Regions from separate parts of the Homo sapiens genome. Here regions 1, 2, 3, 4, 5 and 6 are each linked to region 7. Evidence: chromatin loops called from intact Hi-C (ENCODE). Cell type or tissue: mammary epithelial cell. All regions are shown on one strand. Links, peaks and the distances in the headings refer to the core of each region. The heading gives the core; the rest is flanking DNA.

Region 1 (4,651 bases), core at 255-4,254, 570 kb after region 7:
TAAACGTGATATAGTTAATGTAATTCAACATTTTATACCTAATAAAAAATTTATAACTTGATGTTTTGTTTAATTTTATACAGATGATACTTGCAATGATAACTCAATCTGGATTTTTTTTAATGTTTAGAATCATATGAAATTTTAAAATTAAAATAAATTTCCCATATTTTAGTTATACATAAGGATAATATGGTAATCAATTTAAAAAACTTTGAAACATAAAGATATATTTTTATGTAAAATTTTGAATTGAAGGAGGAAAAAAGATGTAACATTTTTGACTGTTAAGGATAAGCTAGCTCATGTATGTTTTAAATAGATAATGGAAATCAAATTACATAGCAATTATTTTCCATTGTATCTATTTGTTCATTTTTATTTTTTAAATTTATTTTTACATGGAGTTTCACTCTGTCCCCCAGGCTGGAGTGCAGTGGTGCAATCTCAGTTCACTGCAACCTCTGCCTCCTGGTTTCAAGTGATTTTCCTGCCTCAGCCTCCCAAGTAGCTGGGACTACAGGCATATGCCACTATGCCTAGTTAATTTTTGTATTTTTAGTAGAGGCGGGGTTTTGCCATGTTGGCCAGGCTGGTCTCGAACTCCTGAGCTCAGGTGATCCGCCCACCTTGGCCTCCCAAAGTGCTGGGATTACAGGCATGAGCCACCATGCCCGGCCCCATTGTGTATATTTAAAAGAACATTATGAAAGTTTTCTTTAAAAATGTCAACTCCCATGACAGACAACAAACAATTTAGAACGAAAAATTTTAGAGGGCAACTGCTATAATGTGTGAAATTCTTGTGGGGTATATTCGAGAAGGACAATGTGAAGACCCCACCTCCTGCTTTTGGGCAATCACGTGTCCAGCCAGACACTAGATGAACTACGAATTTCCTGAGAAGAAATTTCCTCTCTTGGTAAGTGTTTCAGTATCCAGAACACTTAACCATCTTGGAATTCTTCCTAATACTCACCTTTATATCTAGGGGAAGGTAAAGAAGTGGGGCCCCCCCACACAGCAGTGAGTGCCAGAGCTGGAAGTATTCAGAAGATAGAATGGTGGACCATGCTCCCTTTCAGAGCCAGCAACTGATAACCCATCTCATTCTGGTTGGAAAGAATAAGGAAAGAAGAAAGGATAGACAGAAACACAGGTAGACATACCTATTTATGAAGTGCCTTCTGTGTTCAGGGATCTGAACAGCTGCGTGCATGTATGTTATTTGATTTTCATAACACTGCCTCCTACAGATGAAGAAATGGAGCCTCAGGAAGATGACACGGCTTGTCCAAGTTTATACGGTTTGTCAGTGGTGCAGTTGGGATCCCAGGTTTGTCTGACTTGGCTATAACCACCGCCTTAGAGTCGGAAGATATGTGTGCCCTGGGGCAAATTACTTAACTTCTCTGAGCTCAGGTTTCCTCATCTGTAAAATGGGGCATTACTAGCTATTTTGCAGGGTGGTAGTTAAAAGCTAGCGAGTTAATGTGTGGATGTACTCAAATTCCTAGCACCGGGCCTGGTGCACAGAAGGCCCTGAAGTTAGAAGAGTTGACTATTCAGGCACAGAGTCGGGTATTCTGGCACCAAACTTCTGCCAGCAAAGTGATCGCTGGTGTTTGGGGCACAAAGCTTTGGGAGTAGAGCTGTCACTTAATGGTGACAAAGTGAGTAGTGGCTCACGTTAAATTTTAAGATAAAGCACCTAAAACTTTGGACATTGACTTGGGGTTGCCTTAAGAGATCCAAGGCTAGTGCCCATCCACTGCATTCCCTCCTAGCCAAGAATGTCTCGCCCTTCGCATGTTAAAACTAAACAATGTAGCCCGCGGAGCCCATTCAATGCTCTGCAGTCAAGGATTAAAAACTCATGCTGCCTAGTAATCCCAGCACTGTGGGAGGCGGAGGCGGGCGGACTGAGCTTGAGGTCAGGAGTCCAGACCAGCCCGGCCAACACGGTGAAACCTCGTCTCTGCTAATACAAAAATTAGCCGGGCGTGGTGTTGTGCGCCTGTAGTATTGGCTACTCGGGAGGCTGAGGCAGGAGAGTCGCTTGAACCCGGGAGGGGGATGTTGCAGTGAGCCGAGATCGCGCCACTACACTCCAGCCTGGGGGACAGAGCGAGACTCTGTAACAAAAAGACAAACAAACCAATCCAAACTCATGCTGCCTCGCCCTTGCGGGGCAGAACCTACAAAAGTCACCATGCCTCTGATGTTCATTTTCACTTTTTTTATGTTACGAAGCAGGATCGTGTGTGTGTGTGTGTGTGTGTGTGTGTGTAAACGGATCCAGATCTAAAATTGTCACTGAAAGGACGAACTCATCAAAGAAGTCCATGTGTAGCTGCAAGTAGCTTTCTGGAACTATTGGTGTTGTTTGCGCGCCCCCTGGCGGCCAATGGCCTTCCTTGTCAAGGAGGTTGGCACAGATCATCAGTTTCTTAACCGTGGTGGCACGTGAGGAATTACCTGGAAATTCTGATTTAAAAGCTCTACTGATAGCTCACGCCTGTAATCTCAGCACTTTGGGAGGCAGAAGCGGGCGGATCACCTGAGGTCAGGGGTTCGAAACCAGCCTGGCCAACATGGTGAAACCCCGTCTCTACCCAAAATACAAAAATTAGCCGGGCTTAGTGGTGCACGCGTGTTATCCCAGCTACTCTAGAGGCTGAGGCAGGAGAATCGCTTGAACCCGGGAGGCGTAGGTTGCAGTGAGCCGAGACCTTGCGGTTGCATTCCAGCCTGGGCAATAATAGTGAAACCCCGTCTTAAAAAAAAAAAAAAAAGTCTACTGCTGGGATAGACATTAGTATTATTTTTTTAAAAGAAATTTCACAGGTGATTTAATGTGCAGACAGGGATAACCACTGCTAGGGGGATTTCATTTATTTATTTATTTATTTGAAATGGAGTTTGGCACTTGTTGCCCAGGTTAGAGTGCAATAGCACCATCTCGGCTCACTGCAACCTCCGCCTCCCAGGTTCAAGCGATTCTCCTGCCTCAGCCTTCCAAGTAACTGGGATTACAGGGATGCGCTACCATGCCTGGCTAATTTTGTATTTTTAGTAGAGACGGGGTTTCACCATGTTGGCCAGGCTGGTCTCAGACTCCTGACCTCAGGTGATCCACCCACCCTGGCTTCCCAAAGTGCTGGGGTTACAGCTGTGAGCCACCATGCCCGGCCCTGGGGATTTCATTTAGAGTTACAAATTGATGGGTTTGATTCATTTTGCAAATATTTATTGAGCTCCTACTAGGTGTTAAGCACTGTGATAGGAGATGATGAGCAACAGAAAGACCAGTGCCCTGTCCTCATGTAAATTACAAATATTAGTGAAATAAACATACAATGAAAAAATAATCATTAGAGCTCAGAATAGGACAATCTGAGTGCATCTGGAAGTCAGCAAACGCTTGAGGACTTGCCTTTTGAAGTGAGGTCTGAAGAGTGAGCTGGAGTTAACTAGGCCAGGCTGATGCACTGACACAGCTAGTTGCCTCAAGTCTCCTTGCTCTTGTCAGGCAAGTGGCCCACGAAGTTGGAGGTAGGCCTTCTTTTATATGGCTCTGGCCTCCTGCCCAAGTGGACAATCGGATCCCTGGATGACTGACGATGATTGCCTGTTAATTCCATCAGGGTAATGTGAAAACATTAAAAGGAGGAAAGTGTTGCTCCTGAGGGCAGCAAAAGATGTGTGCGTGAAGGTCGAGGAGGAAGACAAGATGGAGCGCTGAACATCAAAGAAATGCAACTTTAAACAAAAAGGAGCCATGTCTCGTCAGGCCAATTGGCAAAGGCGTATAATACATAGTGCTTGATGAGAATGGAGATTCTTCTCTCTGATCCAGCAAATTCACTGTTAGGAAGTCCCCCTGGAGAATGATGGGCATAGATAAGTGGAGAGTCTAGCAGAGAAAGGGAGTATGGCTGAGCTTAAAGAACAGGATCATAACCCCTTTGGGAGGAGAGGTTTGTTTTAAAGAGGAAGAGTAAGTATTGTGTGGGACGTTGTCTCAGTGGCTGAATTACCATTGATCGCTCCATGTGGGATTACATAAAAGAAGATTCATGTGTAGAAAAATTTCCATATAACAACCTCTCTTATCCTTTTAATTTCAACTGAATTTGACATACCTATTGAGTACCTGCTGTTGCAAGGCTTAGGTGGGTGTGAAGAACTGCATTATCATGAGGGATGGGTGACATGCCTGGCTCCCTGTCCTCCAGGAATGTAGGCTAGAGGCGAAGGCTGACAAGCGACAAATTGAAATGCAGTAATTATAATAAAATAAATATTATATTATAGGTATAAGAATGTGTGTTTAAAGTGTTATGAGAAGAGAGGTAAAACATTTTTCAAATTGTAATTGAAGAAACGAGTCTGAGGAAGATTCCCAGAGGAAATAACATTTGAACAAAATTTTGAAGAAACAATTGGATTTCACTAGATTTGGCATAGGAGTATTGGAGGGGAGAAGGCCCTTCTGCTTTAAGGAGAGTTGCATGAGGCTTTATTTATTTAATAAGGCTTTACTGAGCACATTGATAAATGCTGTGTGGGATACAGAAGGAAGAGAACTTTCTACCTTGGAAAGGAGACAAAACACACCACAAGCAGAACAAAAGCCATGATATTACAT
Region 2 (4,651 bases), core at 248-4,247, 620 kb after region 7:
CCCATAAATATCCCTAAGCCTCATCTTTGGGGAGGCAGATTTGAGAGCTGGTCTCCCACCTCCTCACCTGGCAGCTTTGTAAATAAATATTTTGTCTTTTGCAAATCCAGGTGACTGTGACTGACTTACTGTGCATGGGCAGAACAGACCTGGACCTGGCTGATAACAATTTTCTCCTATTTTTCTCTTAAAGTTTTATGGATTTATACCTGTGATCCATTTTGAGTTAATTTTTATATAAAGTGTGAAATTTAGGTTGATGTTCATGTTTTTACCTGTGCACATCCAATTGCTCCAGTACCATTTATTGAAAAGGCAATCCTTCCTTTATTTAATTGCATTTGCATTTTGTGAAAAATCACTTGGACATATTTGTGTAGTCTATTTCTGGATTTTTCTATTCTGTTCCATTGATACATGTGTCTACTCCTCTGCCAATACCACACAGTCTTGATTATTGGTTATGTTTAAAAAGTTTCTGAACTAATTCTCAGTGTGGCCTGAGAACCATTTCTGAAGCTAGAAGAAAGTCTCCAAGAGACTGACTAGTCCAATTATCCCCTGTAATCCACAAAGGTATAGTCAAAGTGTGCTGTACTGAGAGTCAAAAGACCTGGGTCTTGTAGTCTCAGCTCATCAGGATGTGGCTGAGTGACCTGGCTAGGTCTTTTAGTCTGAGTCCCAGTTTTCTCACCTGTGGAACTGGGATGCTCATACAGCACTTGTTTAGCCTACCCTCCCAGTATGCTTGTGAGTGTAAAAGGAAATATATTTGATCTATATGTAAGGTTTAGACTTAAGCATAATTCAAATACAAAGGGTTCTTATTTTAGGGATAAGCACAATGAGATTCAGAGATTAAGGTTCTCCTTACCCAAAGTCATCTTCTATTTGACTTCGTGGCACCCATCAGAAAATTTCACATATTATTCAGCACATACGTAGTGTCCAAACTCTGCCAGGCACTGTGAAAAGTCCCTGGGGTACAAACACAAAAAGACATGGTCTCTGCCTTAAGAATCTTTCTATTTAGTGAGGACATAATTTTACAAAAGCTAAGTGAATACAAATTAAATTTGTATTGAGTATTCCTTTAGAATTCCAGGACCCTCCTAGTTGGATGAGTCCACAGGACAATAAATCATTGTCCTAGCATCTCTGTAAGTCCCCAGCTATACTTTCAGACTTTCACAGGGATGCACACTGACTTTGGTAGAGTCAACAGGAAAGAGGGTTTTCCTGGACAGAGCTAAAAATCCTGTGAGGTTCACACACTTGTAACCCCTTCCCAGCGATCACCATCTACACTCCAGGATTCCTCTGCCATCCATTTATTAATCAAAAACATCCCACAGAGCCTATTCAGGGCCCAGATGTCAGGCTTAGTATCTGGGTGATAAAATAATGTATACAACAAACTCCCATGACACGAGTTTACCTATGTAACAAACCTGCACATGTGCCCCCGAATATAAAATAAAAGTTAAAAAAATACAATTTTTAAAAAATTTAAAAAGTGTATATTGCCTACATCAGGTGGGGCAGATCGTGCAGACAGTGGGCATTCCCAAGGGTCAGCCTGCTTCTTCTGTGTGCTCCCAGGTCTCATTTCATGAATTGATTTCAGCCAAGGACTATCTATAATGTAACTGCATGTGGACTAGCTTTGTCAGAGAAAAGACTGGATGTAACATTCTTCTACGTAGCCGGCACTGAAGAAAATCTTCTTTGGAAAACAAAGGCTATTACTATTAAATCACTTAAACATTATTACATGCTATTTGGTACGTTCCAAGTGCATGAGAGTAAAGCAAAACACACAATAGCAAAACATGATCTACTGCAGCAAAATCAAAATTCAGTTTCTAGAGTCACAGCTGGAGAGATGCTCTGATGTAACCACAAGTGCCATCCCAGCCACTGGTGAGGCTCTACTGCCCCCGGGTGGCTGAAGTCCTTCTCTGACAAAGCTGCCGGTGCTCTCATGCTGATAATGTTACAGTGATTTTTACAAGGGCAGAGTGGATGTATGAATAGTTGGATGGATGGATAAATGCATGGAGGGATTGGGGTATTCATTCATTTAATAGTATTTAATTTCAACTATTTTTCCACACATGGGGCCAAGAGCTGTTAAGACATGATGTTTGAGATCTGAGATGTAAAAAACTGCATTGGTGTTAATTAAGCTAGAGCTGTGGTCCTAGCTGCTCAGTGCATTGGTCCCAGGAGAATGGGGCGGGGCGGGACGGGGCGGGGAGGGGGGTGGGGTGGGCGGGGTAAGAAAGGATTAAGGAAGTGACCTAAGATAAGAGGGGAGGGACTTCCCAAATATACTTCTTCTAGGGAGACAAATATAGCTCTGGCTAACCCATAGCCTATTAACTCATCACTTGGGTTAACAGGAGAAAGAATAAAAAACAGTAAGTGTGGGGTTAGATGTATACTAGAAGGAATACAGGGAAAATCCAAGGTGGGAACAGGGAGAGTAGGCAGAACACTTTGCTACACTGAAAAACAAAGTCAAACAGGTTAAAACAAGATATGGCACTTGACGTGACTGGTCTTCAAAGATGATGCCACTCAGTATTAGTTACTATACTATTGATGGATATGCAAACTGGTACATTTATTTTGACATAGTGGTTTCACAATCAGGAATTTATTGTCTAGAATTACTTGCATGATATACAGAGAGAAGAACAGATGAGACCACCTGTTATTCGTTTCACCTGGACTTAAATAATAGAGTTAAGACACTTCGAGATGAGGAGTTTCTTCTGGAGATTGAAGATTGTGCTGGAAGTTGTCACTGTAGCTGGGTTAGTATTGTTAGCTCTTTTTAAGGGTCTGTAAAAATTCTACAAGATTCCCAGCGATCTTTTTAAGATTCTATAAAAATTCCCAGTCTTTTGATTTCAATTGAACTCAAATATGCATTTATTGAGCACCTGATGAATGCACACTACTTTGGCTGGGTTTTAGGAGGTTGTGATGCAGGGATAACTCAGATCAGATTCCTTCCCTCAAAGACCTTGGTCTAGAGAAGCCTGGCTTGTAAAAACATAAAATACAGAATTTATGGTGAAATAATGGCTACAATACAGCATTATGAAAATATGGGATAGGGAAGATATGATACATTCTAACTGGAGGGATGATGGAGGGGAGATTCCCAGCAGATGTGGCATTTGAGCCTTGAAACAGAATTTTGACAGCTCTAGGGGAAGAGGGTGGGGGAAAGTGGGGAAGGATTCTTTTCCTTTAGGTTGGAAGAGCATGTGTTGCTATTTATTAAGTCTTTATTGAGCACCAGCAAGGTGTTGTGTAAAATAGACAGCATAAAAACAACTATAAAGGGGAGATAAAATACATCCCTGAAAAAAAGTCATAACAGTAAATGATACTGTTTGATTACCTATCAAAACAGTCTACAGAATCCAGAGGTGAAGCAGAAATGCAGGCTACTTTTCTCTGGGTAGTGAATTAGCCACTTCAAAAATATTTCAGTGAAGTCAGTAAAGGAAAACATGAGGCATAATAAGACATTTCTACCACTAGCCCTCCTTTCTTCACTAGATTTTGTAAAAAGTTACTGTTTCTATTTTTAATTACATGAGTAATCTTGCTTCAAAAAATTCAAGGGATAAGAAAAAGTAAAAAGCAAAATTCTCCCTTCAAAATCCCCTGTTCTCCTCCAATCTCATTTCTCTTTCTGGAAGTAAGCACTATTATCAGCTTACTGTGTTTCCTTCCAGAATGATTTCAGATGAATTCATGGAAATATGTAACTGGTGTAATTTTGCATAAGTGGATATATGTGTTTTTCTGAACTTTTTTACTCAACACCATATTTTAGAGAATTTTATATGTTAGCACATAGACCATGGAGTACAGAGCTACAACATTTTTTTTTTTAAACTGGAATTCCACAATTAGGATATACCTTGGCTATTTCACCGTTTCCTTTTTAATGGTTAACAAGATGAAAACTGCTAAAGTCTTATTGGGGTTTTTATAACCAAACAAGGGAAAAACGACTCCAACTCTGGGCCTAAAAGACATCCTACTTGAACCTCTCACTTGCAGTTCCTCATTCAATCCCCAAACTGCAGTGTGTTTCACAAATCCAGTCTCCTAAGTGAAGGGAAAGCAGGAAACCCTTGACGAATTCAGTAGTAATACAATGAGATAAGTATGTGCTGTGATTCTTAACTCCTAGCCTTCTCCAAAGGGACCAGTGATCATCTAGGGATAAATATGCACTGAAAAAAAAGGAAAATCGCAGTATGCCACAGTAGTTCACTGGTTAGAGTGGGGTTTACAGGGGTGAAGTAATTAAAGGAATTTTAACCCAAGTCCACCTTACAGTAAGTTCGATGGAACCCTAAACCCTTCCAGTGTTTTTTCCCCAATTCCTGAGTGTACATTTAAAGGACATAAGGCAGAATCTTCACATTGGTTTCCTAACCTTTAGAACAAGGGTGAGCAAGATAGAAAAGACTATGAAGAATCCACAGAGCTTTATTACACTCTCCAACCCCCAATCAAAATAGTAATGCACAAGTTATAACAATCCCTTGTTGACTAGCTATAGTGTCACCCTAAAATATCTGAATCAATTATCTTAATTTATACCTGCCTTCCAGCT
Region 3 (4,651 bases), core at 378-4,377, 76 kb after region 7:
CATCCCTGTTCCTCCCTTCTGACTTTCCAAGTCCTCTCCCTTCTTGCCTCACTTGTCCAGAGAACTCTACTTAAAGTGGTCCTAAGTACAGACAGACGGTTGGATGCCTACATGACTGACAAGCACAGCATTGTCACCCAGTCAGGTTGCCCCTACCTGCTTTCTGGGGTTCTTAACTTCTTGCCATTGGTCATCCCTCTTTGGATTCAGGCACTGAGGGCCACTCTCAGTGTAAGCCTGGAACGGAGTTAACCTATGGATCCATGGGAACTCACAGACCTCTTAGAAAAAATTAAGTCAGTGATTCCAGCACCTGGCTGGGCATTAGACTCACCTGGGGATTTTGAAAATAGGGATTACCAGGCACCACCTCTAGAGGGTCTGTCTTTGTAATTCTTGGACTTGACTGAGATATCTGTATTCTTTTTGACCTTTCACAGGTGATTCTGTTTTGTGGCCAGCTTTGGGAACCCCTGGATTATTTTATCAGGTGATCACCAGGCTTTAAGATGATGGAAAACAGATAATACGGGAATAGAGGACAGGATGCCCAACCAAGAAATAAACAGTGGGACATGTGTGCCTCTCCATTCAAAGCACTTTATATGAATAAACAAATAAATGGATGCATGAATGAATATTCTGGGGGGAGTTTATTAGGTACCAGGGATTGCGCTACAGGTATCCCTGACTTTGACCTAATCTTCTCAATCCTGAGGCAGAGACAGCATTCCAATTTTTTTTTTTTTTGAGACAGAGTCTTGCTCTGTTGCCCAGGCTGAAGTGCAGTGGCATCATCTTGGCTCACTGCAACCTCCACCTCCCGGGCTCAAGCGATTCTCCTGCCTCAGCCTCCCGAGTAGCTGGGATTATAGGCGCTCACTGCCATGCCCAACTAAATTTTGTATTTTTAGTAGAGATGGGGTTTTGCCATGTTGGCCAGGCTGGTCTTGAACTTCTGACCTCAGGTGATTTGCCCACCTTGGCCTCCCAAAGTGCTGGGATTATAGACGTGAGCCACCGCACCCAGCTACATTCCAATTTTGAAGCTGAGGAAACTACAGCACAGAGAGGCGAAGTCACCCAGCTAGTTAAGGGGCAGCTCTTCGGCCTCACTCTCCTACCCAGGCCTCGCCCCACCTCTGGGAGGTGGATGGAGTGCAGGAGCGCAGAGGACACAGAAGCCGGCCTTGGGTTGCATTAGGGAATCATTGTTTACATGGACTGCTTCGAAGTCTTTTCTGTCTGGTTCAAAGCTCAGATTTACTTTTCTCCTCTCCCTTTGTGTTGTGACAAATAGTCATTCTTATAGACTTATTCTTATTTCAAGAAGCCATAAAGAAACAAAAAGGCTGTGGGCTAGCTTCATTGGAGGGTGAAGTGTGTCATTACATTTTTGGAAATGTCCTCCTCCTGGGTTATAAAATCATTGGCTCGGCAGTTGGAAAGTGGCAGAAGAGAAATTGCAGAGAGGATCTGCTGTCACAGGGTGAGCCATCCCGGAGCTGGGCCGGGCCACCAGCCACCACTCACCTGGTCTCCTGCCTGAGTTCACTTTAGCGGGGCCCTTCCAAACTTTGCAAGGAAAATTAAAAAAAATAAGAAATCTCAACTTCTCCCATCCAGGGGCCATGGTCTCCAGACCCTTTAACACAAGGACATCCAGCTTTGGGCTTCCCCAAGATTTACCTTGGGTCACATCCAGACGTCTGGAACCATTCTCTCCCTCCCTTTCTTCTTCACCATCTGTGGGCCTATGCCAACCCCTGAAGAGGCCAAGATGAATAAAGGCAAGCCCTACCCTTGGGGGTTCACAGCCTCCCTTCCCTCTCTTCTCTCTTGTTGGCATTTTATTTTCCATCTCATCTTTCTTCTTTCCTTTTCCCATTCCAGTTTCCATTTTTCTTGATTGGCTTTTTCTACAACTCTCTTTCCATGTCTGTCTACATTATTGTCTCAAGGTGACTCATCACAGATAAACCAGGAAGAAAAGATTCAAGAGGGAAAGCAGGAATTCAACAGAAGATGACAGAAACCTTGTCAAGATGGCCTCAGGTTGATAACAAGCATCTTGCTATTGGTTATGTGTCTGAGTTTTGTGGTTGCTTGGAAGAGAAGGCACTGAAAAAGAAAAGCTATTTGAAAGAGTTTGAAATCCCAAGGAGCAGCCAGGCGTGGTGGCTCACGCCTGTAATCTCAGCACTTTTGGAGGCCGAGGCAGGCGGATCACAAGGTCAGGAGATTGAGACCATCCTGGCTAACACAGTGAAACTCCACCTCTACTAAAAATACAAAAGATTAGCCGGGCGTGGTGGCGGGCACCTGTAGTCCCAGCTAGTCGGGAGGCTGAGGGAGGAGAATGGCGTGAACTCGGGAGGCAGAGCTTACAGTGAGCCGAGATCATGCCACCGCACTCCAGCCTGGTCGACAGAGCGAGGCTCTGCCTCAAAAAAAAGAAAAAAAAAAAAAGAGAAATCCCAAGGAGCCCTTGATTCCTCATGAAGGAGTCAGAGAAAGTTAGAAAGAGGTATTTTATCCAAGCCTGCAGAAAACAAGGGTTAGATAGTGATTAATTATAGTTAAAATTAGTGAGAAAAGGCATTTATGGCACCTTCATTTGTTTTTCTAATTGTATATAACCTTAAAACATGCACATTGCACCTTGTGGTTTTCAATAAGAAATTCTGTTTTTCACATTTTATAGCCTAACTGAATGGAAGCACATGCTACCCTGAGTGATATCTACAGGAAGCCTCAATGGTTGACTAGAGGAGCCATTGGAGGGCTATCTTGCACCCCCTAGTGTCAGTTATGATCATTGCACATAAAGTGCCAAGGAGCAATTAAAAACAGTACCAGCCTTGAAAATTCAAACCTATGAAGTTATAGAAAGCCACTCTCAAGATACAGGGAATTTCAACATTTCTTTATTCTCCACCTCATGTGGAAAGCTCCCATTTCCTCTCCTTCACTGGACTTAGGAAGGATGTTGGCATCGCAGAACAAATGGTGTTGGCTGCAGAAATGGAAAGGAGGTTGTGGGGAGCCCACAGGCTGCTGTAGGGGGAGGCTGGTGGGGGAGTGGGAAGAGACGGGTGGCAAAGATGCTGAGTTGGCAAACCCCTCTGGCTTTCCTGAACTGCCCACGTTAAATTTATTTTCTTTCTTGGAAGTTAGTAACAAGGAGACTTTCTTTTCAATATTTTCACTACCGAGATTGTGCGTCTTACCTCTAAAAGCATGCAATGGCTGAACTCCTGCCTTTCCGAGTTCAGCACTAAGGACGTTCTATGGCCCTGAGGACTGGCCTTAGAGGCCTTAGAGGGTGGAGCTGAGATTAGCTCCATCTCTGGTTGACCAGTTTGTGTGTGTGTCAGAAGTTTCCTGGACCCTCACTGACATCTCTTCAATTTCTGGGACTTTCTTGTGTGGTTTGGCATTAAAAAAAAAAAAAAAGGAGACAGAATGAAAAAGCAAGGAGAGAAGAGGAAAAAAAATCACCCAAGAGATGCAAGGAACCTTAGGAGCTGTCTGCAGGCCACATCCTAAATCCACAGTGCCCCAGACTTCGCTCTTGGTTCTGGGGCTGCTGTGCTCTCCTTGGTCATTCTCACTGCTGCTTTGTGCATTTGAGGGCCTGAAGATGCCCCAGCTCCTGCCAGTGAGGACGAATGTCTGGATTTCCACTCTCCCAGCCCTCTGCAGCTCATTTTCTTCTTGTCTGTGTGTGCCTGCCAAGGTCTGCTGGGTGGCTTGGCCTGGGGCCCTGGGCCAACGTTTCCCCACGAATACAGTTTTTCCTCTCTCCCTCTCTATCTCTCCCTCTATCTCTCGTGCACTGGGTGGTTCATCCTATCCTGGGCTTCGCTTCTGTAGTGACTTATCCTTTAACCAGAATGAGTCATGATGCCGGATTTTATTTGTTCCAAGAGAAAATAGCGGAGAGCGTTTATGTGCTGTGGTGTTGGGAGCCTGTTCTGGGGGCCCAGGCCAGGAAAAGAGCAAAGGATGTTGCTCAGAAAGGCTTCCACAGCAACAACCAAGGCTGCCCCAGGCCTGGCAGCCTGCACTGTCACTGATGAAAAAGGGCAGACTTGTGTAAGATGCATCTTTCTGCTCAAACAACAAGCCCCAGAGGCCCTTTCCTCAAAACCTGTCCCTGGACACCATACCCTTTCTCCAGGGCATAGGCCAGTGTAGGGAACTCACTCATTCAGCCTCTGCCCCATGGTAGACACTTAAACACCATCTCCTATTTCTTCCTCATAAGAACCCTTTGGGATTCACATCACCATACCCATTTTACAGATGAAGAAACTGTGATCCAGAAAGTGGATGTGATGTGCTTGAGTTTCCATTGCTTGGAAAGTAGCCAAGCTGGGAAGGGAGCTCAGTTCTGTGATTTCGAAGCCTAGATTCTCCCTGTAGTGAGGAGCTACTCGGACATGCCTTTGCTGCCTCTGCTGAGGCAGAAGGCCTGTGTGTGCCCCGAGACAGCACTCTATGCCTGTGGGAAAGGACTGCAATGGGAGCTGGGAAACCTCTGGGTTGGGAGAGGAGGAAGTGGCAGTGCCAGAGGGCAACACTCTTGGGCCTAGGCTCCACGGCTGGTTTTGTGGATTTACTCTTCAGGGATTGCCTTTGCAGTCAA
Region 4 (4,651 bases), core at 352-4,351, 66 kb after region 7:
GGCGGCCGTAAGGAACTAACACACCTGGCTTACTTACTTACATGTACCTAGGGAAAAGTGAGCAGCCACTCCTTCCTGGCCCGGCCAAGCCCCGGTGGCCGTGCCCTGGAGGAAAAGCCTGCGACCCTGGAGGTGCGGCTGTGGACTCACCCCCACTGATGCTGGGGAGAGTTCTACCTCAGACTGGAGGGTCCCCAGGTCCTGTCCTTAGTGCTCTCCAGGGCCCTCTACGCCTCATCTCTCACCCACCAGAGAGCAGCCCCATCACGGGGGCCCAGAGTGTCCCAGGATTCTGACCTGCCCACTGGGTCTGTGGCACGTGACTCTGGCACACCTGGGGCCCTCTAGGCCTTGGGTGCCGGTCTGGCTCTCTGCTCAGGCCACATACTAACAGTGGCTAAGAACGGTAACCCTTCCCAGGGACAGCGGTACTGTGTGTGGGAGGGGACACCACAGCCCACAAGAGCCCCGAAAGGCTTTCGATCCCGAGGGATGGAGAACAGATGATGGTGGGATCTGGGGCACAGGGACAGGTTGGACTTTCTGGAGCTCTTTAGACCTTGCTCTTCCAGCAGCTTCCCACTGCCTGGTGACATGGCCCAAAGAAGAAGCCACCACATGCCAGCGGAGTTAGATGGTTGGGAGGAGGTGGCCGGGAGGCTCGGGCTGCATGGCACTTAAGTGGCTTCTTGTGGTCCATTGCTCTCCCTGCCCCGGTCCACCTTGGCGCTGTCAGGAAGGAAAGCCAGGTCTGAAGTGGGAGTTATAGAACTCTGTTTGAAATTAAGCGTCTATGAAATAAGAGCTGAGGTTTCTCCCCTGGGGAGCCAGATGATGGCAGATTCTATATATATCCCCTTATTAAGCCCGCCTATTTTTGACCGGCAGAAATTAATTGGACCCATAACATCTGTTTGTCTAGACGAGGTGATTTTTGGCTACTTAATTCTGCAAGTGATTGTGTGGTCAAGGCTGCTCCATTCTTGAGAGAGAGAGAGAAAGTGAGAGAAAGAAAGAAAAAGGTCAGTAAGAGAACCCTGGGCTCTAAGCTTACTTCTCTGGGGCTGCTCCAGTTTTCAAGGTTAACCTGACACGTGACCAAGTCTTCCTGAGGGACACGTTCCTCCCGGGCACTGTTGCCAGATGGAGGAGCACCTCTCAGGGTGCCTCTGGGAGAATCAGGCGCAGCATGTTCTAGATTAGAAAAGCCACGGCCAGCTGGGTGCAGTGGCTCATGCCTGTAATCCCAGTACTTTGGGAGGCTGAGGTAGGTGGATCACCTGAAGTCAGGAGTTCAAGACCAGCCTGGCCAACATGGTGAAACCCCCGTCTGTACTAAAAAATACAAAAAAAAGTAGCTGGGCGTGGTGGTGGGCATCTGTAATCCCAGTTACTTGGGAGGCTGAGGCAGGAGAATTACTTGAATCTGGGAGGAGGAGGTTGCAGTGAGCCGAGATCATGCCACTGTACTCCGGCCTGGGTGACAGAGCGAGACTCTATCTCGGGGAAAAGAAAAAGAAAGAAAGGCACCGAGAAACAGAAGGGGCCATATCTAGGCAAGCTATGCGCAAAGACTGGTGGCTTCCGAAAAGTCACGTGTCCTGGCAGTGGCTGAGATGGGACAATCTGGTAGTAAATTCACTAAGTCACTGTGACCTCAAATTTGCAATGAGACCGGTTTTGTCCTTTTCAAAGAACAAGGGCCACTCCCTGGGTCCCATCTCCACTCTCCCAGACCTCATTTCTCTGGGAGTCCATAGTACTTCATGAGGTAGGAGGGCAGGGCTTACTGTCGCCATAATATAGCTGCAGAAACTGAGGCCCCAAGAGGGGAGCTGACCCAGCCCCACAGTTGGTTTGCTGCGGGGCTGGGACTGGAGTTCTCCTGGGACAGCTTCCTCTGCATTGCCCCAAATGTTTCTTTGCCATGAAGAGAGGGCCTGGGTCAGCCCTTCTCTCCATTCTTGAGTCTGGGCATTACGTGTGCCTGTTGGGCTTGAGGTTTGGAGGACATGATTCAGTCCCAGTTTGAGAGGATAACTGCCGAAGCGCAGGGAAAATGTTCACGTCACCACTGAGACCAGCCAAATTGCCTGGGGTCTGGCAGCCCCTGCCACCCCCTGCAGCCTCAGGCTTATACAGCCTTCTGCAGCCTCAGGGCCTGCTACGCCTCTCGGGGGCTTGATACCCTATACCTCCTGGCGTGGGCACCAGACGGCACAGCAAACCCCAAAGGTCGTGGCGAGCATCCGGCCCTTTCCATTGGCTGTGTGCTGTGAGTCACTGGCTGCGGGCTCCCAGCATTCTTCCTGCGGAGGCGCAGGGAGCAGGGCTTCGGTGGATGGGAAAATGGGCAACAGACATTCCAGCCACAGCCCTGTAGGACCCTTTCCCTGTTGACCAACCTCTAAGAAGGGCCTTGCCAAGAGAGGATGGTCCCTGTGGAGACTGCACTCTGGAAGGCCGGACATGGCACTCTGGAAGCCCTCTGCTGGGCTCCTTGGCTCCCTGCAGGACCCAGACTAAGACAAAGGGCCCCTGGCTCCAGTGCCCTCCCACCTGACTCTACCTCACACCCTCTCCAACAAGGCTCTTTGGGGACTCATCCTGAATTCTGCTTATCCTCAGCTCCATTCTTCCAGGCAGTTTTGGTCTCTAAACTTTTAAAATTCAATCTCCTGTAAGAAAAAAGATGATATGTACCCCTAATTATGTGTAAGTGTATATGTAAATTATACCAGCATAAACTGTCCAATTTTAATAAACTGTATATTAAATGTTAGTAATTCTATTTTTTTCAGATAAAATATAAACCTAAATAGAACTCACATTTATTTTATTTCTGTACTGCAGTATACAGTCCAGCATAGTCCCTGTGGTGTGTGTACCCCACCCTGGAGATCATCCCTTTAAAATCCAGCATAAATTCCCACCTGCTCCAGGAAGCCGTCGGTGATTACCCTGGCCTTTCTCACATAAACTGGCTTGTAATCCCTGCTGCCTGGTGTGGCCAATGTTGTAGTGTCATGATTCCTTGAGGTCTAAGATGTCCTGGACTGCCCTACTGCACCAGAGTAGGGTGGTCCTGAAGGCACTCGGCAAAGAGGTGCCCAGTGACCAACCTAACCTTCTGTGTGACAGTCTGCAGCAGGAGCAACTGTGGGGGCTTTTGGCTTTGCCTCAGGCCTAAGAGAAGCCCCTGAATTCAATCCTTGGAAAGAGGGTTGTTGAGAAATCGAGTACTTTCCATGCATAGGAGTTCAATGGAGTGACCCAGCTTCCATGCTAAAGTCAATGTTGACTGCTTCCCTGGTTTCCATTTCCTCCTTCCCAACAGTACTCATTTCTGTTTGAGGATCCAGGGATTCTGACTCTATTCCCAGTTGCAGGGATGGAGCACATAGCTCAGGTTAGGAGAGTTTATCCCCCAGCTGCAGTGATTGAGTCAGGGTGGGACAAAGACTTAAATCTCCCCAATCAAGTGAATCTCAAGACTTGTGCTTGGGATGCAGGTAGCAGGGTGGTCTCTTTTCTCTGGATGCTGTAGTGAGTGAATGCAAGGCCTGGAACTGTTGGCAGCCACCTTGTGATGATGAGGGTTATGAGCTGATGCATTGACAGTGGGAGAGCTGAGAGAAGCATGAAGAGAAGGAGCTGAAGTCCTGCTGATGCTTTGAACCCCTGGATCAAACTGTACCTGCAGCCTAACTACCACTGGGCTTTTCAGACATAGGCTCAATGACTACCTTTTACTGCATAGTAAGTCTGTGAGTTTTTAGGTACTTATAACTTAAAACATCCTAATGTTTAGAGTGTACAAGGCAAAAAAGTGCACATAGTTAAAATTACTCTTAGAAATTCCATATGTTATTATGCTATAAGAGAAACATGGCAACCAAGACCAATGAGGGAGAAGCAGATTCATATCCCCTAGCTCATGCTCCACCTGGGGCCTGGACTTACTGAGTAAGTGGTGGGTGGAATCACCAGCACCATGTATATTATTTCTCTCTTGTTGTTTAACTGAATGCATAAAACTTTCCCCTGGCCTAGCCTTGTGGCAACAGAAACCCTTTTGTCCTGTGTGCATCCCACATATAACAGCTGCTTAGACAGGGAACCCTGCATTCCAGATGTTTCTGGTTACCTGGGAACAGGCCTCGAGACATCAGAGCTGGGAGGAAACATGCAGGTTCCTTGGGCCAGCCTCAAATGTGGGATCCAAGGCCAGGGAGAGAAGTGCTGTGTCTGAGGCCTCAGACAGGCAGTGGCAGAGCTGGACTAGTACACGGTGTCCTGACTCCTAGGGTGGTGCTTCCCCCAAGCCATGGAGGGCAGAAAGCCTAGAGGCAAGGGCTGGGGCTCTAGGCCCAGTCAGGCTTTTACAGGCTGTGTCTGTTGAGGCAGGCAGGAGCAGCTTAGCTCCCCAGCAGATGAAATGAGCCAAGGCCATGAATTGAGCTCACTGGATGCTAGGGGAAGGAAGAAGGAACCTCCAAGGATGAGCTTGCCTCTGCAGGAGATCCTGAGACCAGAGGCTGGCATGGACTGCCCAGGAAGGGAAGAATGTGGGTTCAATCCCCTCCCTGATGGGCCTCACAGCCTCCCTCTGCAAGGCCTCAACCTCACATCCCGGGAAATCCAATTATCA
Region 5 (4,651 bases), core at 414-4,413, 240 kb after region 7:
AGAATTGCTGGAACCTAGGAGGCGGAGGCTGCAGTGAGCCAAGATCATGCCACTGCACTCCAGCCTGGGCAACAGAGCAGGATTCCATCTTAAAAATATATATATATATATGTGTGTGTGTGTGTGTTTTAAAAAATCAATCCATGTTGATACATACATCTAATTCTTTTCTTTTAAATTCTGTACACTATTTTATAGAATAAGAATACTACATTTTGTTCGCCTGTTCTTCTACTAATGGCCAGTCTACATTAGACTAGCCAATGCTTTTCTCTTAAAAACAAAGCTGCAAATAACCTATTTGCAGTGGTGTTCTGGCAAATGTTTAACCATCAGCTGTCTTGAAACACTCCCGCCATGACTGATTTCAAGCTGCCAACAGGACATCACTAAATGCAGAGTTGGGAAGAATTGAACACTATCAGTCTTGCAAGCTGTACAAGTCAGTTCCAGCACACCACAGCACATACATCTCCCTGTGCGTACATATGAAAGTTTCTCTAGGAATATATCTCAAAACAAAACTGCTATGTGCAGTTTCAAATTTACTACTTATTGTCAAATTTCTCCCCAAAGCGGTCTTACTAATTTACACTCCTCCCAGCAGCATATGAGAGTATTAATGTCTCCAAATCTTTCCTGATACTCAATACTTTCAGACTTTTCCATTCTTGCCAACATGATGAATGAGAAGTGGTACAACCAGTGAGGTTGAACAACTTTTCATGTGCTTATTGATGACTTAGATTTCCTCTTCTGCAAATTACCTATACATATATTCTTAGTCCATTTTTATCTTAAGTTGTATATCTTTTTCTTATCGATTGACAGGAGTTCTTTATATATCATATCACAGTCCCTTGTTGATTATATATATGGCAAATATCTTTAGCTTGTTAAATTTTTTCCTATTGGTTTATGTTTTGTTTCAGAAATTCTTTCTCCTCTTTCCCAAACCATAAAGATACTCCTCTTCTTCCTTCCTTTCTACAAATAATTTTTTTCTTATTACGTGAGCAATACAGAATCTTTGCAGAAAAATTAGAAAATATAGACTGTCAAGAAGAGGAGAAAATCACAATCCTACTACTCAGAAACAACCACTGTTCATGTATTGGTATATTACCTCTGGTCTTTCTGTTTTAACGGCCATTTACAGTAAAACTGCAGCTCACAGGCCATATTGCTATGTAGTGTGCAGCTCTTTGAGAATTTGCTTTAGCACTTTTCAATTTTGTCAGTCCTCCTTCCTGGAGTTTACACTGGGGTCTTCCATGATCTGGGATTGTTTGGGGTTTTTTTTTAATTGGTTGGTTGGTTTTTGTCTTTTTATGGATTGGCTGGTTGTTTTTATGTGTCTGTTCTCGTGGTACCAAAACCTCCTACTGTCCTGAGCATGGACTTCCAGCTCCTTCCCTCCTGCTCCCACTTTGGCCCTTGGCTAAGCCCTGACTGGTCCAGCCCAGGCCCCCTGTGAGTCAGGGTGAAGGGACCATGGGGAGGATGGAATGGGAAAGCCCTGAGCTGGAAGCTGGGTCACTACATTCTGTTCCCAGCTGCTGCATAAAATTGCTGGTGGCTGGGCACAGTGGCTCATGCCTGTAATCCCAGCACTTTGGGAGGCCGAGGTGGGCAGATCCTTTGAGGTCAGGAGTTCGAGAGCAGCCTGGCTGACATGGTGAAACCCTGTCTCTACTAAAAATACAAAACAACTATCTGGGCATTGCGGCATGTGCCTGCAATCCTGGCTACTTGGGAGGCTGAGGCAGGAGAATTGCTTGAACCTGGAAGATGGAGGTTGCAGTGAGCTGAGATTGTGCCACTGCGCTCCAGCCTGGGCAACAGAGCAAGACTATGTCTCAAAAAATAAAATAAAATAAATAAATAAATAAATAAATAAATAAAGTTGCTGGTGACCGTGGGCAAGTTACTTAGCTTCTCTCAATCTTGGCAAGTTCTTTGCTTCCTGCTTCCTGCGGGCTGCAAACCACACTTGGTAGGTTTTCCAAACCTGCGGAAGGTGGAATCAGCTGAGGGGTGGATGGAGCGTGCGGGGTCTCAGGTGTGCTGGGGGTGCTCTAAGGAGAAACCCGCTTGCCTGGGGCGAATTTGAAGCTGCTTCTTTCTTACCAGCATGAAAATACAGAGTGGGTCAGACCCCAAAGACGAGCTTAAAAGAACCCCCGGGATGTAATGCCCCAGCTAGTTGATTTAGTCTGTTTCCCACCTTTGTCATTGACTTGCCATGACGTTTTGGCAAGTAGCTCACCAGGGGCCTCAGGACCCCTTCTGAAAGCCAGGGGCCTGGTTAGTGATCTCTGGAGCTAAGGAGTCAGAATGACTGCACTGAATTTCAGCCACACCCCGACCAATTTAGGCAAGTTGTTTAACCTCTCTCAAGCTCAGTTTCATCATCTATAAAATTGAACCACGATAGCACCCATCTCTTATGGTCGATTGTAAAGATTTAATGATATGATCCAAGTATAAAGTATGGAAGATGCAATGGTACTTTTTAGGGACCGTTATTACTGTCGCCCCCGAGTTCTGGGATTCTGGGTTCACCTTAGAAGGGACAGGCGTCCTACCCAGAATGTCCAGCAGGTGGTGCTGTCTCAGAACAAATCTACCTGCAGGCGCTCTGCGGGAAGGTTTTCTCCAAGAGGCAGGTGGGTGGCTTGGGAGCCAGAACACATCTGAGATGCAGGCGGCTCTGGAGGGCTCAGCCTCTTCATTTCCCAAAGGGGGACCCCAAGACTAAAATGGCTGTACTGTGTTCCTGCAGCCATGAGAGAGCCAGGACTCGAACGCAGCCCACCTGCCTCCCAGAGGGGGACACCTGAGCCTCCCCACACCTCCAGTCTCCCTCCCACTTATGGGCTACCCCACCCACCCCCAGGATGGGCGTGGGATCCTCAGAGAGGTTGGGATGACCAGCTTTTCGCAGCACACTGGGTGTGTGTCTTGGTGGAGAGGAGGTTCCTGACTCTCTGGGGGGAAGAGGGCCCAGGCTGACCGCCCCTGGGTGACCCTGAATGGAGGTCCTCGCTCAGCCTTTCCCAGCACTCGCTTTCCAAAGTGGGCAGACAGGGGTGCCGTGGGGAGAAACTAAGGTGTGATGGAGAGAGAGGGGCCGCTCACAGGGCACGGAGCCAGGATGCTCTCGGGGGCTCATTCTGTGTGAGTGCCTGACCCCCAGCCTACCTCACCCCTAACTCTCAAAGGGCTGGGAACTAGGAGGTCCAGGTAACAACCCCCAGGGGTCCTCCCCGCAGGCCCAGGCCCAACCTGGCATGAGGGTAGCTCATCTCACCTTTGAGAGCCTTGCCTCAAAGTTCCCACTGGGCTGTGGGTGAAGAGGCGCAGCTCACCACAACTGTTCCCGGAGGCTGTCCCCAAGCTGGGCCTCCCCGGCCTCCTCTTTCCTGAGGAGTGAATCTCCTCAACACTTGGGCCCCTCCTGTGCCCACAGCCCTGGCCCTAACCAACCACCTTACTCCTCTGAAGGTCTTATGTCATTTCCTTCTCCCACGGAAGGCAGCCCAGACCCCCAGAGCCCCTGTGAGGGACCCTGGGCAGCAGGAACCAGGGCTCTTGAAGATGGACAAAGGCCTGGCGCCTTCTATCCTTTAGACTAAGGTCTATTTTTAAAATGAAAAGTGGCAAATAGAGTTACAAAAACTGCAGTTTAATTTAAATGTTTATAATGACAAATTAATACTTTTCACTTATAAAACATGACAATGACTCTTAAAACTTCTTTGATGATGAGATCTAAAGTCTATTTGGGGTTCTTCATGGAAGTGAGGCCCAGAACCGATGGCCCACCTTCCCCTCTCCTCCCATACATCAAGACCCAGACATGGCAGCAAGGATGGGTGGGTGGGGGCCGGGGGAGACCTGGCAGGGAGCACGGAGATGCCTGCTTCTTCTCTACCCCTGAGGTTCTGGAACCCAGAAGGGGCTTTGGTCATCAGCATCCCCAAAGTGTCCTCTCACAGATAGGGAAACTGAGGACCAAGGAGGGGAAGCTGCTTGCTCAAAATGCTGAGCAAGTGAGAGGCAGATTCAGGCCCTGGAACCAGGTCTCCTGATCCCAGACTGGCATTCTTCCAGGGGTACTTTAGTACAAATGGAAAAACTAAAGCACCCAGGAAAAATTAGGCCAAAACATCCTCTTGTTTTGCTCTCCCAGCCTGGGACACCTTGGCCCCCATCTCTTCTGATGCTTCATCCATGACCCTTGACCACAAGAATCACAAAAGGACCCCTGTTCATCTGCTTATCCTTGGTATTTGGACACAGAGGAAATCTGGTTCCATCTAAACACTGGTGCAATCTAGAAAGGGCATAAAACTCCCAAGGGGCAGCCATGGCCATAGGAGGACGCGGGGGGGTGGGGGGGGCAGGGCCTTGTTGCTGGGTAACCAGCTTTATCTGTTGCCTCGGTGACAACCCCATCAGAGGGAGTCTGTGTGCAGAGTGTGTGCCTACGAGTCTCCAGTCTTTTTAAAACCAGCTGGCTGGAGCCATGTCCTCCCCCATTGCAGACTGCCTCCTGCACACACTGGAGGCCCCTATACCGTGATGAAGACCTTTCCTCCCTCTTTCCCTGCCTTCTCCATCACTCCTCATCATAGAATCGCATGCT
Region 6 (4,651 bases), core at 359-4,358, 54 kb before region 7:
ATAAGTTGGGGACTGTATTTGTATTCTAATTTTATACTAACTCTTACAAAGAATATCAAAAGAAGCATACTTCTTAACTCTGTATGAGGTTAGTATAAACTTAATATAAAACTAATCAAGGACTGTATGAGAAAGGAAATAACAGACCAGAATCTCTGATGAACATGGATGTAAATACTATAAACAAAATATTAAGAAACTGAATCCAACATTATGTAATAAAGACAATTTATGATGGCTAAGCTGGATTTATCCAAAGAGTATAAGAATGTAAATCATTCTTATACTCTAACATCAAATCCATAACTTTAGTCCATCACATTAAATGGATTAAAGGAGAAAAGTTATATAATTATCTCAATAGATATAGTAAAGGCATTCAGTAAAAGTTAACATCCATTTATGACAAAAGCTCTTAGTAAAGCCGAAATAAAATGAAACTTCCTATTGTTAAAGGTTATTTTTAAAAAGCCTATAATCTTCATCATTCTTAATGGTAGATCACTGTAAACATTGTTCCATTAAGAGCAGACTAAGACAAGGTCAGGCGCAGTGGCTCACACCTGTAATCCCAGCACTTTGGGAGGCAGAGGCGGGTGGATGGATTGAGCTCAGGAGGTCGAGACCAGGCTGAGCAACATGGCAAAACCCCTTCTCTACAGAAAATACAAAAATTAGCTGGATATGGTGGTGCACACCTGTAATCCCAGCTACTTGGGAGGCTGAGGCAGAAGAATCGCTTGAGCCTGGGGGTTGGAGGTTGCAGTGAACCAAGATCGCCCCACTGCACTCCAGCCTGGGTGACACAGTGAGACACTGTCTCAAAACAAACAAACAAACAAACAGAATAAGGCAAAGATGTCTGCTATCACCCCTTCTAGTCAATAAGGTGAAGGGTAAGACAGAAAACAGTACTGTCATTATTTGTAGGTAATATAATTGCATATATAGAAAACCTCAAAAGAATGTTCAGACAAATTATTAGAATTAATAAGAGAGTCCAGCAAGGTTGTTAACTGCAAAAATGCAAAACTGGAAGAAGGTATTTGTGACATGTAGAACTGACAAAAAGATCTAGCATGTGCGTGTGTATGTGTGTGTGTGTATGTGTGAATCTTTTTTTTTTTTTTTTTTTTTTTTGAGACGGAGTCTTGGTCTGTCGCCCAGGCTAGAGTGCAGTGGCGTGATCTCGGCTCACCGCAACCTCCGCCTTCCGGGTTCAAGCGATTCTCCTGCCTCAGCCTCCCGAGTAGCTGGGATGTACAGGCAGGCACCACCACGCCCAGCTAATTTTGTATTTTTAGTAGAGATAGTGTTTCTCCATGTTGGTCTGGCTCGTTTTGAACTCCCAACCTCAGGTTATCCACCCATCTTGCCCTCCCAAAGTGCTGGGATTACAGGCGTGAGCCACCACACCCGGTCTTGTGTGAATCTTAAAATAAGAAAAAGACAAACCAGTAGGAAGATGAGCAAAATACATGAATAGGCACTTTACCAAAAAAGGAAGCATAAATTACCAACAAACATGAAAAGATGCTCAACCTCATTGACAATCAGGTAAATATAAATAAATGCCACAATAAGCATTTTATTCCAACTCTATTGGCAAAAATTAACAAATTTAGTAGCAAGTACTGGTGAAGATATGTATCAGTGGAACCTCTTTTATACCACCAATATTGTGTAAATTGGTACAATCTTGAAAAACACTTTGGCAATATTTTGTAAAATTGAACTGGATATATTGCAGGGAAGTTCTTGCACAAGCATAACAATATTCAGTGCAGTACTATTTACCAAAAATTGGGGTCTACCAAATGTCTACTGATAGGAAAATGGAAAAATAGTGATATATTCACAGAGTGCATGTACTATAGCTACACACATCAACCTGGTCAAATATAATGTATGAAAAAGGCAAACTGTGGAAAACTAAATAAAGTCAAACTTGCATAAAGCTCAAACAAGTAAACTAAACAATATCTTGTTTAGTTATATCTATGCCTATGATAAAACTACATATTTTTAAAAATCAAGAATATAGTCAATCTGAAACTCAAGCTAGTATTACCTCTGGTGAGGAGGTAGAGCAAGACAGGAAAGGGGAATACAGGTGGATGCATGAATAGGCAGTGTTCTAGTTCTTAAGTTGAATGGCGAGTTTCTAAGTCTTCATTTCATGTTGCATTTGTTCTTTTGATGTATCAAATACTATAGTTTTTAAGAGAGCTGTAGTTTCCCTCTTTCGCCACTACATGGCAGGCTAGCACCTTAGTGAAATAAATCCTGAATGGGAAAGGCTGGTGTAAATGGACATGTACCTAATAGCTTTCTAGCAGCATTCTAATTTCCCCATGCGGATACATATAAAATAGGGCTTGATGTGCTCAGAGTGTTTAAATGCACAACCACAGCATCTCAGGCGTACATCACTGTGGCATGGATCTTGCAGCCACGTGACCGGGTTTTTTGTTTTTATTTTTCCTTTCTTTCTGCCTGGTTATGTAACTATTTTTGCAAACTTAGAAGTGTTTCTGTTTGAATGCTGAGTTTTATTTCTCAGAATGTTCCAATATTTCCCAAGGCATTCATTCCTAAATTAATAACATGGAGCGGGAGGACAGTCCCTCATGGCAATTGACACATCTAACTTGCACTTTTATGTCTAACATTTTGGAGCTGTGTTTTTCACCACTAGCATTAGAACCACTGTTTAATAATGTCTGATGACACTATTGCAATATATAAAGTAATACTTAAAATTTAGTAACAATCAATGTTAAAATAGCAATGCAATAGTCATCAAAATCACTCACAGAAAGTCTGGTGCCAAATAGCTTGTTCACATGATGTGATTGATGTGACAGTGACACAAATGTCGGCAGATACTTCTTTTTTAGCCGCCGATATTATGCCACCAGTGGCGACACACAAACAGCATAAAGTCTAACTTCTATAAATCTCAAGTAAACTAAACAATATCTTCTTTGGTAATACCTATGCCTATGATAAAACTACATTTTTTTTTTTTTTTGAGACAGAGTCTCGCTCTGTCGCCCAGGCTGGAGTGCAGTGGCGCAAACTCCGCTTGCAGTGGCTCACTGCAAGCTCCGCCTCCCGGGTTCACGCCAATCTCCTGCCTCAGCCTCCCGAGCAGCTGGGACTACAGGCGCCCACCACCGCGCCCGGCTAATTTTTTTTGTATTTTTAGTAGAGATGGGGTTTCACCGTGTTAGCCAGGATGGTCTCGATCTCCTGACCTCGTGATCCGCCCGTCTCGGCCTCCCAAAGTGCTGGGATTACAGGCGTGAGCCACCGCGCCCGGCCAAAACTACATATTTTTTTAAAAATCAAGAAAATGGTCGACATGAAATTCAAGCCAGTATTATCTCTGGTGAGGAGAGAGAGCACGATACGAAAGGGGCATAGGGAGCATACAGGTGGATGCATGAGCAGGTAATGTTCTCGTTCTTAAGTTGGATGGTGGTGAGCCACCCACTTGCAGCTTCACTCTCTAGACTTGCCCTGTCTGCTACCATAGCACTAGACACACGTGGCAAGGGAGCACTTGAAATAAGATGTGCTGTAAGTATGAAATACACACTGGAGTTTGAAGACTTAGTATGAAAAAAGGTCAAATGTCTCTTAATAAATTTTAATGTTGATTACATGTTGAAATGATAATATTTTGAGCAGTGTGAAAAAGAGGTGAGAACGACCCCAGGACAGATCAAAGCCACGCTCCCAGCGCCTATGTCCCGCCGCCGTTGCCGCCACCACCGTGCCCAGGAGAAAGGCTGAAGGTGATGCTAAAGGAGATAAAACCAAGATGAAGGACAAACCACAGAGAAGATCCACGAGGTTTTCTGCTAAACCTGCTCCTCCAAAGCCAGAGCCCAAACCTAAAAAGGCCCCTGCAAAGAAGGGAGAGAAGGTACCAAAAGGGAAAAGGGAAAAGCTGAAGCTGGCAAGGAGGGGAATAACCCTGCAGAAAATGGAGATGCCCAAACAGACCAGACACAGAAAGCTGAAGGTGCTGCAGATGCCAAGTGAAGTGTGTGCATTTTTGATAACTGTGTACTTCTGGTGACTGTACAGTTTGAAATGCTATTTTTTATCAAGTTTTACAAAAATGCAGAATTTTGTTTTACCTTTTTTTTAAGCTATGTTGTTAGCACACAGAACACTTCACTGTGTTTTTTGGGAAAGGGGCATATGTCACTAACAGAATGTCTCCGAAGCTAGGTTGATGTGGGGAAAACCCTTTTCCCTTCTAGTTTTGGGAGACTTGCCCTTGGCTCCCAGGAAGGGGGATTCCCTGACTTTGACACACAAGGTCCCTTGGCACAAAAGCCTCGTGGGACGGAAAAACAAATTCCTTTCTATGTCCTCTTCTCCCTTTCCACCTTTCAGCATAGATTTAACTCCCTTAAACCCAGACACCTGTTGGACCTGACCCCCCCCAATAATTGGTTACTGGTGTGTCAGGCAATCTAGCCTTTCCAGTGATGCCACTGAGATGGAACCCCTCAAAAAAGCAGTGGTTCTGTTTCTAGATTGTGGATCTTCAGATAAATTCTGCCATTTTCATTTCACTTCCTGAAAGTCAGGGTCAGCTCATGAAACATTGTTAAACAACATGCTAAACATG
Region 7 (4,000 bases), core at 1-4,000:
TCCCTCCGCGCTGCTCAGGCCAGAAGCCATGTATCCATCACTGACCCTAACTCTCACACCCACACGGAGCCCAGCAGCAAAGTCTGTCCATTCTACCTTGGAAACACCTGGAATGTGGCCACCACTCCCACCTCCTGGGCCTGAGTGCCCTCACATCTCCTCTGGAGACTACAGCGCTGCCCGACTGCCTCCCCTCTGCAGTTTGTTCTTAGCATAGCAACTAGAGGGATCCTTCTAACGAGGAAGGCAGGCTTATGCTCTGCTCTGCTCTGCTCAAGCTCAAAGTAAAAAGTGCAGTCCTGGCCCTGGCCTGCAAGGCCCTCCCCTCTCGGGTCCCACCTGTCTTGCTGACCTCACCTCCTGCTCCCTCTTGCTTTACTCCAGCTTTCAGCCACCTGGCCTCCAGCATGCATGCCATGGCGTGCCTGCTGTAGGCATTGCTATTCCCTCTGCCTGCAAGGGTTTCCCTCACGCAGCCACGAGACACTCCTGTCTTCCTCATGGTCTCTGTCTGATGTCACTTTATTGGAGAGGCTTTTCCCAACTCCCCTGTATAAAACAGCACCCCCTGGCACTCCACCCTTAGATGTGTGCCTTTTTCTGGGTAGCCCTTATCACCAGTTGATAACGTTTATATTTATGTTTATTGCCTGCCTGGAATGTCAGCTGTAGGAGAGTGGGGGCTTTGTCTGTTTTGTCCCTGCTCTATCCTCAGAACCTGGAGCCGTGCCGGGAATGTAGCAGGAGCTCAGCTAACACGTGGAGTGAATGGACCACCTGCAACAGCAGACAGAGCCATGTGGAGTGAATGGACCACCTGCAACAGCAGACAGAGCCCTCCTTTGGCCACTGACTCACTGTTCAACTTGAGGCAAGTCACTGTCCCTCCTGCCTCATCTCACATGCCTCGGTGTGCATACCTGAGAGATGGGGGTGGGGACAGTGCCTCACAGTGTTGAGAGGTCTGTCACCATGTTCAGCACACAGCTGGGGGCCAGCAAATGGCAGGGCCCTTATGTGTGCTCTTTCTGTCCCTCAAGGCGGGCACCTGGCTCTGCCTCCCCAGCGCCAGCACCTAGCACACAGCCCAGCATACAGGGGCTTAATTTTGGGGTTGCTGGATTTCTAAAAGAGAAATGAGGCATGGCCGGGCACGGTGGCTCATGCCTGTAATCCCAGCACTTTGGGAAGCCGAGGCGGGCAGATCATGAGGTCAGGAGATCGAGACCATCCTGGCTAACACAGTGAAACCCTGTCTCTACTAAAAAAAAAAAAAAAAAATTAGCCAGGCGTAGTGGCGGGCGCCTGTAATACCTGCTACCCGGGAGGCTGAGGCAGGAGAATGGCATGAACCTGGGAGGTGGAGCTGGCAGTGAGCCGAGATCCTGCCAACGCACTCTAGCCTGGGTGACAGAGCAAGACTCCGTCTCAAAAAAAAAAAAAAGGGAGTGAGGCATCCAGAGAGTATAGAGGAATTTTTTGGGGGGTTGAGTGGGGGTGGAAGAAGGAAAAGTCACCTAAAAGACAAGCATCAATGTGAGAAGAAGGGTTCTCTCTCTCTCTCTCTGTGTGTGTGAGCAGGGTATGTGTGGGGGAGCGGGGGTGCCTGTACCACACCTCCCTCTCTTGGATGCTGGGAACATTGCAGCATCTTTCAAGATTCGGTTCAAACAGTCTCCAGAAAGCTTTCCGGGGATGTCCCTCGCTCGGAATCGCTCCCCTCCGGGCCTGTGCTCACCCCCAGACTGCACTCACCCATTTATTGTCACTGTTTCCCTGTCTGCCTAATTTATCTCTGTTTCCCCTTTGGGGCCCAAGCCGTAGGAGACACACCCAACAAATGCCAAATGAATGAACAAACAAAAAAGCTCCTTAGGTGGATCCTGATACCCCTCTGCCTGGCATCCCCCTGCCCTGGCTGTGATTGGTTTTTGTTGGATTGTTTTATAAGGGATGCTTCCTGACCCCGCCTCTTTGCTCTCCAGCATCTCCCTGGGGTGGTGTTGGGAGCTTACTCCGCCTCTGTAATAGGAATGTTTGCCTGGAGCCCAAGCTGGCATTTCTGGGGTGTGGCCAGTGGAGGGCAGCAGCGTCCCACGCCCGGCTGCCCTGTCTATTTCCACAGGACTGGGCTTTGCTTGCTTGCTTTCTTTTACAAATTTATTTCTTTTCTTTTTTCTTCCTTTGCCACTTCTTCCAGGAATGGGCTTTTCTTTAAGACCTCACTTCTCGTTGGGTCTCACAGAGTCTCACTCCTTTCCTGGACCCTGGATGAAGCCAGTGTAATCTGTAACAATCTGCTTTTACGCAACTAACAGAGGCTGATACCGAGGCATCTCCCATCCTTTGGTCTTCACAAATTCAGTTCACACCAGACCTCTGGACCTTCCCTAGTGTTGCCCCTGAGGCTTTGTCTTGCTTTTTTCCCTCTTTTCAGCGGCTGCCCTAACAGCCCACAGGTCTGCCTGATTCTCTCCTGCTGGGACATGCAGCCAGGGGTTGTAGGAAAACTCTATAGAGGAGCACGGCCAACCCTTTCCCAAGCTGTCCGGCCTAAGCCCAGTTCTGCAGGGCTCCCAGGGGCTCACCTGGCGGCTGGGATCCTCCTCACGGAAGATGAAGGGGCTGTGGAACTGCCTCTGCAAGGCTGCGTTGACCATGATTTTCATGGATTTGTACTTGAGCTGTGCAATCAGAGGGCTCGTCAGAAGCTGGCTTGGAAGCTTTTCTTCCCGTCCCCTCCCCAGGCAGCCCCAGGTGGAAGACATCCCAACAGCCGCCCCCTTTCCCTTCTTCCTTCCAGCCCAGCCCAGGGGCTCTACTTACTGCTTTTAGGGACCTCAACCACAGGTTCCCCAGTAGATGGAAATTGATTTCCTGGTTGGGGACCAGCCGTATATTGCAGTTGATGGAGACGACATCAGAGTTGCTGTGATTCTGAAAGAGAAGATGGGTCTCAGGGCTGAGCTGCTGGGCTAGGGGAGCAGGGGGCAGCAACACTGCTTGAACGACTGGGGCTCTGCTCCTGGGGGCAGGGGCAGAGGACAGGGGACAAAGAGAAAGTTGGGAGTGGGGGACATGTGCATTGCGTCTGCCAGGGGATGACTGAAGGACAAATGAAGGATGGTATATCTGATGCTCCACTTGAAGCTGTACATTGTGACCGGCCTGGATATATTCCAGGGACAGAACTTTTGTTCAACATTAGGGAATCTATAAATGTTTCCTATCACCATATAAACACATTAAGATAAAAAATTCTATGATCGCTGCAACAGATGCAGAAAAAGTATTTTAGGAAGTCCAACTTCTGTTCATGATAAAAACTCCCAGGGAACTTCCTGAATCAGATAAAAGGGGTCTTCATAAAGTTCATGGAAAATGTGTATTATGGAAAAATTATGCATGGATTCCAAAACTTTTTTTGCCCCAAAATAAACTCGTATTAACTTGTTGTAACCTATGTGAACAGGATCTAGTTTGAGGCACTAAGAAAGATAAGACATCAGTTTGAAAAGAGCCCCTATCTGAGCAACATGAATTCTGCTAAAATTGAAGCAAAAACAAACATCAAATTTATGGTGAAACTTGAGTGAAAGAACAGTGAAATCACTGATGCTTTATAAAAAGTTGATGGGGATGATATCACAAAGAAATCAGCAGTTTGCAAATGGATAACTTGTTTTAAGAAGGACTAGAGGGCTGGGCATGGTGGCTCACGCCTGTAATCTCAGCACTTTGGGAGGCCAAGGCAGGCGGATCACAAGGTCAGGAGATCGAGACCATCCTGGCTAACACAGTGAAACCCCGTCTCTATTAAAAAAATACAAAAAATTAGCCAGCCGTGGTGGCACGCGCCTGTAGTCCCAACTACTTGGGAGGCTGAGGCAGGAGAATCACTTGAACCCGGGAGGCGGAGGTCGCAGTGAGCCGAGATCGTGCCACTGCACTCCAGCTGGGTGACCGAGCCAGACTCTGTCTCAAAAGAAAAGAAAAGAAA

What was found. A loop is a pair of places that touch in the nucleus more often than their neighbours do. Peaks named below come from ENCODE experiments on the same cell type or tissue, not always from the same donor. Only the 100,000 strongest peaks of a DNase experiment are listed, where the experiment ranks them.
Region 1: it touches region 7 in a loop (12-fold over the local background); 19 of 110 quality-filtered maps call a loop at or near these places.
Region 2: it touches region 7 in a loop (7-fold over the local background); 8 of 110 quality-filtered maps call a loop at or near these places.
Region 3: a loop joins it to region 7, with 11 times the contacts of the local background. A loop is called at or near these places in 89 of 110 quality-filtered maps.
Region 4: it touches region 7 in a loop (10-fold over the local background); 90 of 110 quality-filtered maps call a loop at or near these places.
Region 5: a loop joins it to region 7, with 11 times the contacts of the local background. A loop is called at or near these places in 60 of 110 quality-filtered maps.
Region 6: a loop joins it to region 7, with 10 times the contacts of the local background. A loop is called at or near these places in 83 of 110 quality-filtered maps.

The regions. Positions count from the first base shown.
Region 1 is chr15:68,873,623-68,878,273 of GRCh38, forward strand. No RefSeq gene overlaps it. Among named protein-coding and RNA genes, the nearest start is that of SPESP1, 55 kb to the right of the region's middle. RefSeq lists an enhancer at 1,510-2,117. In mammary epithelial cell, for the core only: a CTCF peak has its summit at 2,402 (motif pointing left); a DNase peak (open chromatin) is centred at 2,379; H3K4me3 peaks cover 340 bases.
Region 2 is chr15:68,923,125-68,927,775 of GRCh38, forward strand. No RefSeq gene overlaps it. Among named protein-coding and RNA genes, the nearest start is that of SPESP1, 5.1 kb to the right of the region's middle. RefSeq lists a silencer at 4,077-4,277. In mammary epithelial cell, for the core only: a CTCF peak has its summit at 1,944 (motif pointing left); a DNase peak (open chromatin) is centred at 1,957.
Region 3 is chr15:68,380,824-68,385,474 of GRCh38, forward strand. All of the region lies in intron 2 of ITGA11 (integrin subunit alpha 11), which reads right to left. Among named protein-coding and RNA genes, the nearest start is that of ITGA11, 49 kb to the right of the region's middle. In mammary epithelial cell, for the core only: a CTCF peak has its summit at 2,794 (motif pointing left); a DNase peak (open chromatin) is centred at 3,858.
Region 4 is chr15:68,370,215-68,374,865 of GRCh38, forward strand. The region is part of intron 2 of ITGA11 (integrin subunit alpha 11); the gene reads right to left. Among named protein-coding and RNA genes, the nearest start is that of ITGA11, 60 kb to the right of the region's middle. RefSeq lists an enhancer at 1-222. In mammary epithelial cell, for the core only: a CTCF peak has its summit at 2,503 (motif pointing left); no DNase peak of the experiment used is centred there.
Region 5 is chr15:68,548,080-68,552,730 of GRCh38, forward strand. It overlaps a transcript of CORO2B not described here. Among named protein-coding and RNA genes, the nearest start is that of CORO2B, 29 kb to the right of the region's middle. RefSeq lists an enhancer at 2,567-3,068. In mammary epithelial cell, for the core only: a CTCF peak has its summit at 2,594 (motif pointing right); no DNase peak of the experiment used is centred there.
Region 6 is chr15:68,250,852-68,255,502 of GRCh38, forward strand. It overlaps a transcript of CLN6 not described here and the pseudogene HMGN2P40. Among named protein-coding and RNA genes, the nearest start is that of CLN6, 23 kb to the left of the region's middle. In mammary epithelial cell, for the core only: a CTCF peak has its summit at 2,260; a DNase peak (open chromatin) is centred at 2,290.
Region 7 is chr15:68,304,760-68,308,759 of GRCh38, forward strand. ITGA11 (integrin subunit alpha 11) reads right to left here. Exons shown (of 30, transcript NM_001004439.2): 27 at 2,827-2,937; 28 at 2,589-2,684. Among named protein-coding and RNA genes, the nearest start is that of FEM1B, 29 kb to the left of the region's middle. RefSeq lists a silencer at 2,034-2,123. In mammary epithelial cell, for the core only: CTCF peaks have their summits at 169, 595, 1,622 and 2,078 (motif pointing right); DNase peaks (open chromatin) are centred at 402, 1,462, 1,522 and 2,042; H3K27ac peaks cover 1,257 bases.